2 separate regions of the Homo sapiens genome follow, and region 2 is linked to region 1. Evidence: chromatin contacts called from ENCODE Hi-C or POLR2A ChIA-PET data. All regions are on one chromosome and are shown on one strand. Each heading gives the region's core, a stretch centred on a gene start or an enhancer-like site at or near the end of the contact. The rest is flanking DNA. Distances are from core to core; before and after follow the strand shown.

Region 1 (3,896 bases), core at 1,161-3,660:
TAGGGATTTGGAATACCTGATAATCATCAGTAACACTTTCTGAGCACTTAGCGTGAGGAACCATCCTAAGTCCTGCACAAAAGCAATCAGTTAATCTTCAAGGGAATTATCCGAGCTGAATTATTATCATCACCATTTTATAGACACAGAAACAGAGAAATTAAATAACATGCCCAAGGTTTAGGTACATCTGGGAGCCCAATAGCCCAAATTTGGGTCTCCTATATTTGGGTTTACCACTTCATCAATTCTTTGCAGTAAAGAAGTTGAGAAGCTGTATATAGTGTTCATTAAAAATAAATATGTAGTTTTTTATATATTGTTTTTCTATCATCTCCTACTATGGACTTTTCCTCCCTGCCCAAACACTGGGTGCCATCAACACCGAGCCCATGCATACGGTGAACAGCATACATTACTTCTTCCAGAAGGCACTGCTTTGTTCTCATCTACAAAAATCCTTCTTCCTTCCTATAGACAAATGACTGGTTCACATATCATGACTCAATTTATATTCAACAATGTTCATTTGCAGTGTAATTATTCTTCCTAATTAGGCTGCTCTGAAGACAAATGACTGCCCCTCCCCATCCCCCTCTCCTACAACACACAATGTCTTTTTCCTGATATAAAATGTTTGCTGCACCCTTTGCAAACCACAAGAAGCCACAGTCTGCTCTCCATGTGACCACTTAGAGAAAAATACTATTATAAGATAGTGTTTTATCTGATATTACTTCAAAATCAGAATCAGATTTCTAACAGATCAATAAGCTTATCACAGTATGACAGCAAAAAGAAATGAGACTCTTGGATTCTATTTCTCTTTCCTATCTTAAAAAACATTTCCTCTTCCCGCGAACATGTGTTCTCTATCTCTTAAATTTAAAAAGGAGTAGTTTCTAAAAGAGAACCAGTAGGAAAGAATCAGGAATACCAGCAAAAGTCAACATCAAAGAAGTCAGTATCTGATCCTCTCTTAAACCTAGCAGGAGTGGAGCTCTCTGGCCAAGGGGTAAGGCAAAAGCAATGTGCAGGTTATAAATGTCCCTTCAAGCTCAGTTACTCCGGTTTACCTCTCTGGGGTGAGCCTCTAACAGCTCTGGCTCGCCGGAATCTTTCCTCCCTCGGCTCCAGCACACACTTTCCATAGCGGCCGCGTTGCAATTTCAAAGAGTTCTCCTTTCCACGTAGGTCACCCACCGATGGTAACCTACATGCACAAACACACTCGCACAATCACAACAGAGAAAATGGGACATACAGGAAATGGCCCGGGTGGAGGCGAGGACGGGGGTGGGGATAGGACTTTGTCTTTACTCTGGTGTTGCTCCCATTGAAACAAGCACATGGACTTTCATGGAACTCATGACCATCCTGAAATAACAGAAAAGTCGAACGGGATTGAAGAAAATCCTTTGCTTTTCTAAGTTCGAAGAACACTGGGCCGCTGAATGGAAGGGAAAAGAAAAAAAAAAACTGTGTGCCTAAAAACATCCAGAAACACACGCAGAGTCTCCCCAGTCCTTTGCCCAGCCCGTGGGCTCAAGCCGCCCATCCCAGATGCGGTCTTCCCCACTCCACGCCCACCTCTTCCAGCCCGCACCCCAAATCACTGAGCTGCCCACAAAAATGCAGTCCAGATTTGAGAAGCAGCTGACGTCTGTGGCCAGAGTGACCCACACGCCACGGACCAGGGACAGCAGGGGCGACCACGGGGCGGCCCCCAGGGAGCGGTGCCAGGCGCGCTGGAACCCGGCGCCCAGCTGCGCCTGGGACCCACGCGCCGCCGTCCGAAGCCCGCCAGCGACGCCCAGAGAGCAGGGCTCGCGCCGGCTTCCCGAGGAGACGCTGTTCCCGGCACAACTTTTTTCCACTTCTGCGGCCGCCGGCGGCGCTGAGAAGCAGCTGTTCCCTTCCCATTCCCAGCACCCAACGCCCATCCCGCAGCACCTCCGACCGCTCGGCGCGGTCTCCCAGGGCGCCGAAGCGAAGTTCCCGCGCCAGCCGCGGCTCAAGCAGCCAGGGCTCGGCCGGCCGCAACGGCTCCCCATGCGCCCGCGCGGGGCGCCCACCTGGCCGGGCCCACCGGCTCTCCCCTCCCGCAGCGCGCGCGGGCCCGACGCCTGCCACTCACCCGGCCCCAGCTCGGCGTCTCCGGCTCCGAGCCCGCAGCCTTCCCCAAGTCAGGGCTTTCAGTGACGCCTCCTCGCAGCCACCTCGCTCTTGCCCCCGCTGGCCGCGCCTGGAAGAAGGAGGCGGGAGGAGAGCGAGAGGAGAGCGGGAGGAGGCGGCGGGAGAGGGGGGCAACGCAAGGGAGGGGAGAGGGTCCGCGGCGCGGGGGAGGAGGCAGCGAGGCGAGAGAGCGCCAAGCTCGGCGGCCGCCCGGGCTAGCACTCGGGGAGAGGGAGGAGGAGGAGGGGCGGGGGCAGCGAGAGAAAGAGGCGGCCGAGCCGCCCTGCCCAGGCCCCGGCCCCGCGCCGCTGCCCAGTCACCATCGCCGCCTCCGTCCCGCGAGCGGGCCGGGCGTCCGGGGGAGGGGTCGGGCTCGGGGCTCCCGGCGCGGCGCGCGGGGCGGGACGGGGGCGGCGGGCGGGCGGACCAGGCCCGGCCTCCGGAGGGGAGTGTCCTGCGGGTCCGGGAGGGAGTCGGCGACAGGGGATCCCCGAGAGGGGGTGTGGGGGCCTGGGAACCGGTCCCTGAGCCCGCCGGGCAGCGGCGGCGGCGTCTCCCGGGGTCCTGCGAGGTTCCTCCGGGCCGCACCGGGGAAGCTCCCGGAGCAGCTTCGAGCAGCCCTGCCGGGAGGGCCGGAGGCGGAGAGCGGCGCTGACGGAGCCGGGGGAGAGAGGCCAGGCTGCTCCGGCGGAGAGCGGGCCCCGGGGCGCTAGGAGCAGTTCCCCCAGACCCGGGCCCAAGCGGAAAGAACGGCCGTCTGGTGACCCCGGAGAGTCCGAAACGGGAAAGGGGCCAAGGGGCGCCTGGACCCCCATCCTCGCCGCCCTCTTCCGGAGAGGAGGCTCCGGACATAAGTTCCCGTGCCCTCTGAATATCTAGGTGTGGAAACTCAATTCCAACAGTCACAAAGATTATTCCTAAATAGAATGCTTGGTGTCCTCAGCTTCCCTGCCCTCAAAATTACGGTTTCAGGATGATTTTCGGAGGCGCTTTAGGAACAGCCTGAAAAGGCATTCTTGTCCAGAGAGGGGATGCTTTAACTCCCCAGCTCCGCCCCCAGGGCTGGGAGCAAAGAACAGAGTTAAATGGCCATGAATTCAGGTGCCAGTATTGTTTGTGATTGAACTGTTAGGACGTGGCACCTCTCTAGGCAAACCCATCTTGTATTCCACCCCTCGCCACCCCCCCGCCCCCCGCCCAGTCAAATGCTCCCATTCCCAGTTTCTCAGCCCCTTGTCTGGGACACCTCTATCCACCAGTCGCCCAGATTCAGATTAGCAGTCAATTTTGGGCCTCGCTCCTCCACTCCCGGTAGCCAGTCCCATTAGTTCTTCATTTTTAATGCCTTTCCAGGTGCCATGTCCTTTCAAGCCCACTGCCGCCTTTCTGGTTCTCGCTATCTGGCACTGGATGGCGTGAGCGGCCTCCTACCGGTTCTCTGCTGGGGTCCTCTCTACACTTGCATCCATATGCGCAGGCCTACAGGTGAATGGCTCTAGAATACCCCTCAGGCAGGCCACTTCCTGTTCTAGAAGCTTTCTGAGGCACTTTGCCAGAGAACATTCTGAATTCCTTAAAAATCATCAGTTCAAAACCATACAACAACTGCACCTCCATACGCACTTCTCAGAGCCTGGGACTCTCTTTAGATGGGGATCCTCCCCTCCCCCCGAGAAAGATCCATGCCTGTATCTACACGAGAGTTGCTGATGCTCTTCCCA
Region 2 (3,850 bases), core at 182-2,681, 38 kb before region 1:
AAAAATGGCATGACCTTTCTGCAAGAGTTTGTCAACCTGCATGAATATCCAAAATGTTTATACTCTGACTCAGGAGTTTTAATCCACTTACTATCATATAATTAGACAAGTGTAGTACAAAGATGTTTAATGGAGCATTATTCACAACTGGAGAAAAATCCATCTATAAGAGATTGTGGCCAGGTACAGTGGTTCATGCCTATAATCCCAACAGTTTGGGCAGATCACCTGAGGTCAGGAGTTCTAGACCAGCCTGCCCAACATGGTGAAACCCTGTCCCTACTAAAAATACAAAAATTAGCTGGGTGTGGTGGCACAGGCCTGTAATCCCAGCTATTTGGGAGGCTGAGGCAGGAGAATCACTGGAACCCGGGAGGCAGAGGTTAAGGTGAGCCGAGATCGAGCCACTGCACTTTAGCCTGGGAAACAGAGCGAGACTCAGTCTCAAAAAAAAAAAAAAAAAAAAAAAAAAGAGAGAGAGCTTGCTTAAGTAAATTACAGCACATCTATACAATGGAATATTCTTCAGATATTAAAAATGAGGTGTCTCTAAACTCATGCCACATAAAGACTACCACAATCCATTGTGAAGAAAAGAAAACAGTGTTTTCTGATATGATCTCATACCTAAGGTTCTGAGGGTGTATATGTACATGATGATCATCAAAATATGGGCAACAACAATTTCTAGAAAATGGGTATTTGACATGGTTTGCAATTACTTGTACTTTTACCTATTCTTTGAATTTTCTACAATAAGCACTTTCTCTTTTGGACAGAAAAGAAACCAGAAAATTAAGCTCCTTTTATTTTGAAAGAAAAAAAGTCATTGGTGTACCTAAAAAAAAAAAAAAATTCTTTTTGTGGACAGAATAATAGCCATCCTTTATTTATAGGATGAAAATTCTCTGTCATACATCAGAAGCTCCGAATGGAAACAGCCTGACCTTCAGGCTGCTGAAACTCCTGCCCTGGGCAGCAGCTCCCAGCATTAATGGGAATCACCTACCTAAACCTGCCGGGGGATCAGAGTCACCTACCTAGCCTGCCAGGGGACTAGAGTCACTTACCTAGCCTGCCAGGAGATGAGCTGGGCATAGCTAGCTCCAGTCAGACCCCACTCAAGTCACCCCACCCCAGGCAGACCACCAGCCTCCCAGTCAGCAATGCTGACACCCACGCCACACTGTAGGAAAAGAGCCCTTGGGTGGACTCTGGGTCCCACCAAGGGCAGGCAGGAATGCAGGGTCCTCATTCAGGAACCGCCAGCTGGACCTTCTGCATTCAGCACATGTTCCTGTCTGAGAAGGAAAGGGCTACTAAACGGAAACGTCTTCACGAAAAGGTCTGGGAGAAGAGAAAAGATCCAGATGCCTTGGGCTTGTTCCACTTTTCCATAGATGGAGCCACTGGGCCCCCAGGAGAGACTCGGTCCATGGAGATGAGTAAGCCAAATACTGGCAAGATTCCACTCGGAAGCCAAGGGCCTGCTGGGGACCCAGAACTGTGGTGTGCATGGGAGGATGGCCTGGTGAGCAGGAGAGGCCAGAAGGCCCTCTTCATGGGCTTCAAAAACCCAGGACACCAGCACATACGATATGAAGCAAAAAGCCTACGAATCCAAACAAACTCCAGGGAAAAGTGTGCCATCAGTAGTCCCGCTGGTACAGACTCTCCTCAAAATCCAGCCTCTAACAATGAAAGCAGCTAAGAAGAGTTACACTAGCTGTTGCTGTCCCCTCTCCCTCCCACGCTTGCTCCCTCCCTCCCACACCCTCCACCTTCCTCTCCTGTGCATTACTGAATCATTGCTGATCCATTTGAAAAATGGCCACATGCATGGACTGAACCAATATTCTGACACATATCATGTGGCAAAGAGGAGATGTCATTAGACCATAAGCAAAAAAAAAAAAGCATTGCACGGGCATTAACACAACATTTAAGTGTCCTCCTCAAGGAGCCACAGGCACAGGGAGTGGTGCAGCTCTGATTCAGTTAGGCTTTCACTGCTTTGTTACTGAGAAGGGAAAAAAAAAGTTCATTAACTGCTATAAGCAGACAGACAAAGGAGGTATAAATTCTTCTTCTAAGACAATTTTGTTTGGTCTTTAAAACCAAACAAAACATGATATAAGTGTCCACTAAGCAAGGGCTAAGAGTCCTTGCCCTGCTGTGGGAGAGCTGACAGCAGGCTGAGCTCAGTGCAGCACGCGTCCCCAGGCAGAGCACAGGCTGCTGTGAACTGTGGCCCAACTGCAGGGCCAGTCCAGGGCAGGGCAAGACCAGTGTGGGCTGAGGGGCAGGAGAAAGGCTCTCAAAGGAGAACTCCACCTGGGCTTTGAACTCTGTCCATTGTCAGCTTCTGCACTCCAGCAGGGCTCAGTGTCATCTTCTGACCCTGGCCTATGAGGTTTCTGGGCTCCCTGCTCAGTAATTCACATTCCAGAGCTTAAGGAGAGGATGCTGAGCTCAGCCCCTGGCCCCAGGAAGTCCCGCCAGAATCCTGGGGAAAAAGACTGGGAAGTCCCTCCGGAGAAGCCTGAGGGCTGAGGATCAGAAAGGCTTCAGGGCTGGGGCAGAAGGAGCCCAGAGGCAATTACTAAGGGGGATGGTGAAGCAGGCAGGACCAGATGACACCAGCCTAGGGAGTCTGGGAGGAATGTGGATTTTATCCTACCTGTGACAGGAGAAGACTGAAGATTTTAAGCAAGGGAGTGAAAGTGGTCTAATTTGCCACCTAATTTACATTTTTAAGAATTCTGAAAGCTGCTGTGTGTATCGCAGATCATGTAGGAGCACAAACTTTTTTTACAGAAAATCTATCGTTAAAACTCAGAATATACGGAGGCCACAAAGGGAGAAGTCTTTCTAATTCCATTTTCCCACATGTGATACAGACGAGTTCTGAGAACGCATGCACACATGGTAGGAGCTTCATGAGTTAAAAAGCCACAGTGCATTTTAAGACAGTCCTTTCTAGACAGTGTATTTCTCTCCGAAACAACGAAACAACTATTTTTATTTATTTGTTTCTTCTCCCAAAAGACAAAAGAGAATAGGAAGAGAGAAACAAAATATTACTTTATAGAAAAGGATTATGACATTCCATTACACATTAATTTGGTTAGCTGTTGGCTGACAATGGAGCATTTTTCCTACTATCTCCTACTTACTATTCAAACTGACTTTGTGAAGACTTCTCCCATCCGATTAAAGAGGGTTTTTTAATCTAGTTGAAAATTTTAATGAAAATATAAAAATCATCCTGATCTTTGCATAAATTTCCCTTTAAAAATTAAAAATAGGAAAATAGCCATTAAAACAAATCAGTAGTAGCAGAGTAGGATTTGCATCTTTCAGAACTGGAATGCCATTGTATAGTCATTCCTCCAGAACTCTGAAAATATGACTACTATTTATCCACAGCCTTCCCTAGGCACTTAAAGTGCTTTACAAATATCATCCTCAAAATAACCCCATAAAGAGAGGAGAGTTTGCTATAAAAGTTCATTGGGCATGAAAACTTGGCTCAGTTATTCAACAGCTTGATCCAAAAGCAATTATTAAAACTAATTTTTAACAGCAACAAAAATAATTTGGCTGAAAGAGTAAACTAATAAGCAGTCAACTACCTACCCATGGCACACTTCCTCTACATAAAGGCTGCCTTTCCTTGCCCCAATCCCCAGAATCACTTCTATGAAACCAGCTCCAGTAAACAGCGACAACCCAGAGGCCTGGTGCCAGGCGCAGTCTTCAAAGAGCTGGACTCCCTTTTACAGCAGCACTTAATCCTGCATTTAAAGTGCCCTTAAGGCTGGCACCAAATGAGCTGGGGAGACAGTGA

What was found. Hi-C counts contacts between places; a loop is a spot of excess contacts on that map. ChIA-PET counts read pairs that join two places held with the same protein, here RNA polymerase II (POLR2A). Pooled maps may share reads with other maps.
Region 2: a loop to region 1 is called in a map of sigmoid colon, with 2.0 times the contacts of the local background. The contact joins the enhancer-like site here to the promoter of LHFPL2 in region 1. A Hi-C loop is called at or near these places in 4 of 168 maps with a recorded cell type or tissue (HepG2, breast epithelium, chondrocyte and 1 more) and 1 of 50 pooled maps. POLR2A ChIA-PET finds 5 or more read pairs at or near these places in 7 of 52 experiments (GM12878, HepG2, IMR-90 and 4 more).

The regions. Positions count from the first base shown.
Region 1 is chr5:78,646,362-78,650,257 of GRCh38, forward strand. It overlaps LHFPL2 (LHFPL tetraspan subfamily member 2), which reads right to left and starts at 2,411. Exons shown (of 5, transcript NM_005779.3): 1 at 2,138-2,411. RefSeq lists silencers at 1,660-1,719, 2,010-2,949.
Region 2 is chr5:78,609,005-78,612,854 of GRCh38, forward strand. The region is part of intron 2 of LHFPL2 (LHFPL tetraspan subfamily member 2); the gene reads right to left. Among named protein-coding and RNA genes, the nearest start is that of LHFPL2, 38 kb to the right of the region's middle. Within about 2 kb of position 1,432, at least 9 of the 41 ENCODE cell types and tissues checked have a DNase peak (open chromatin) inside an H3K27ac peak, as active enhancers do; they include sigmoid colon, where a contact is called at or near this core.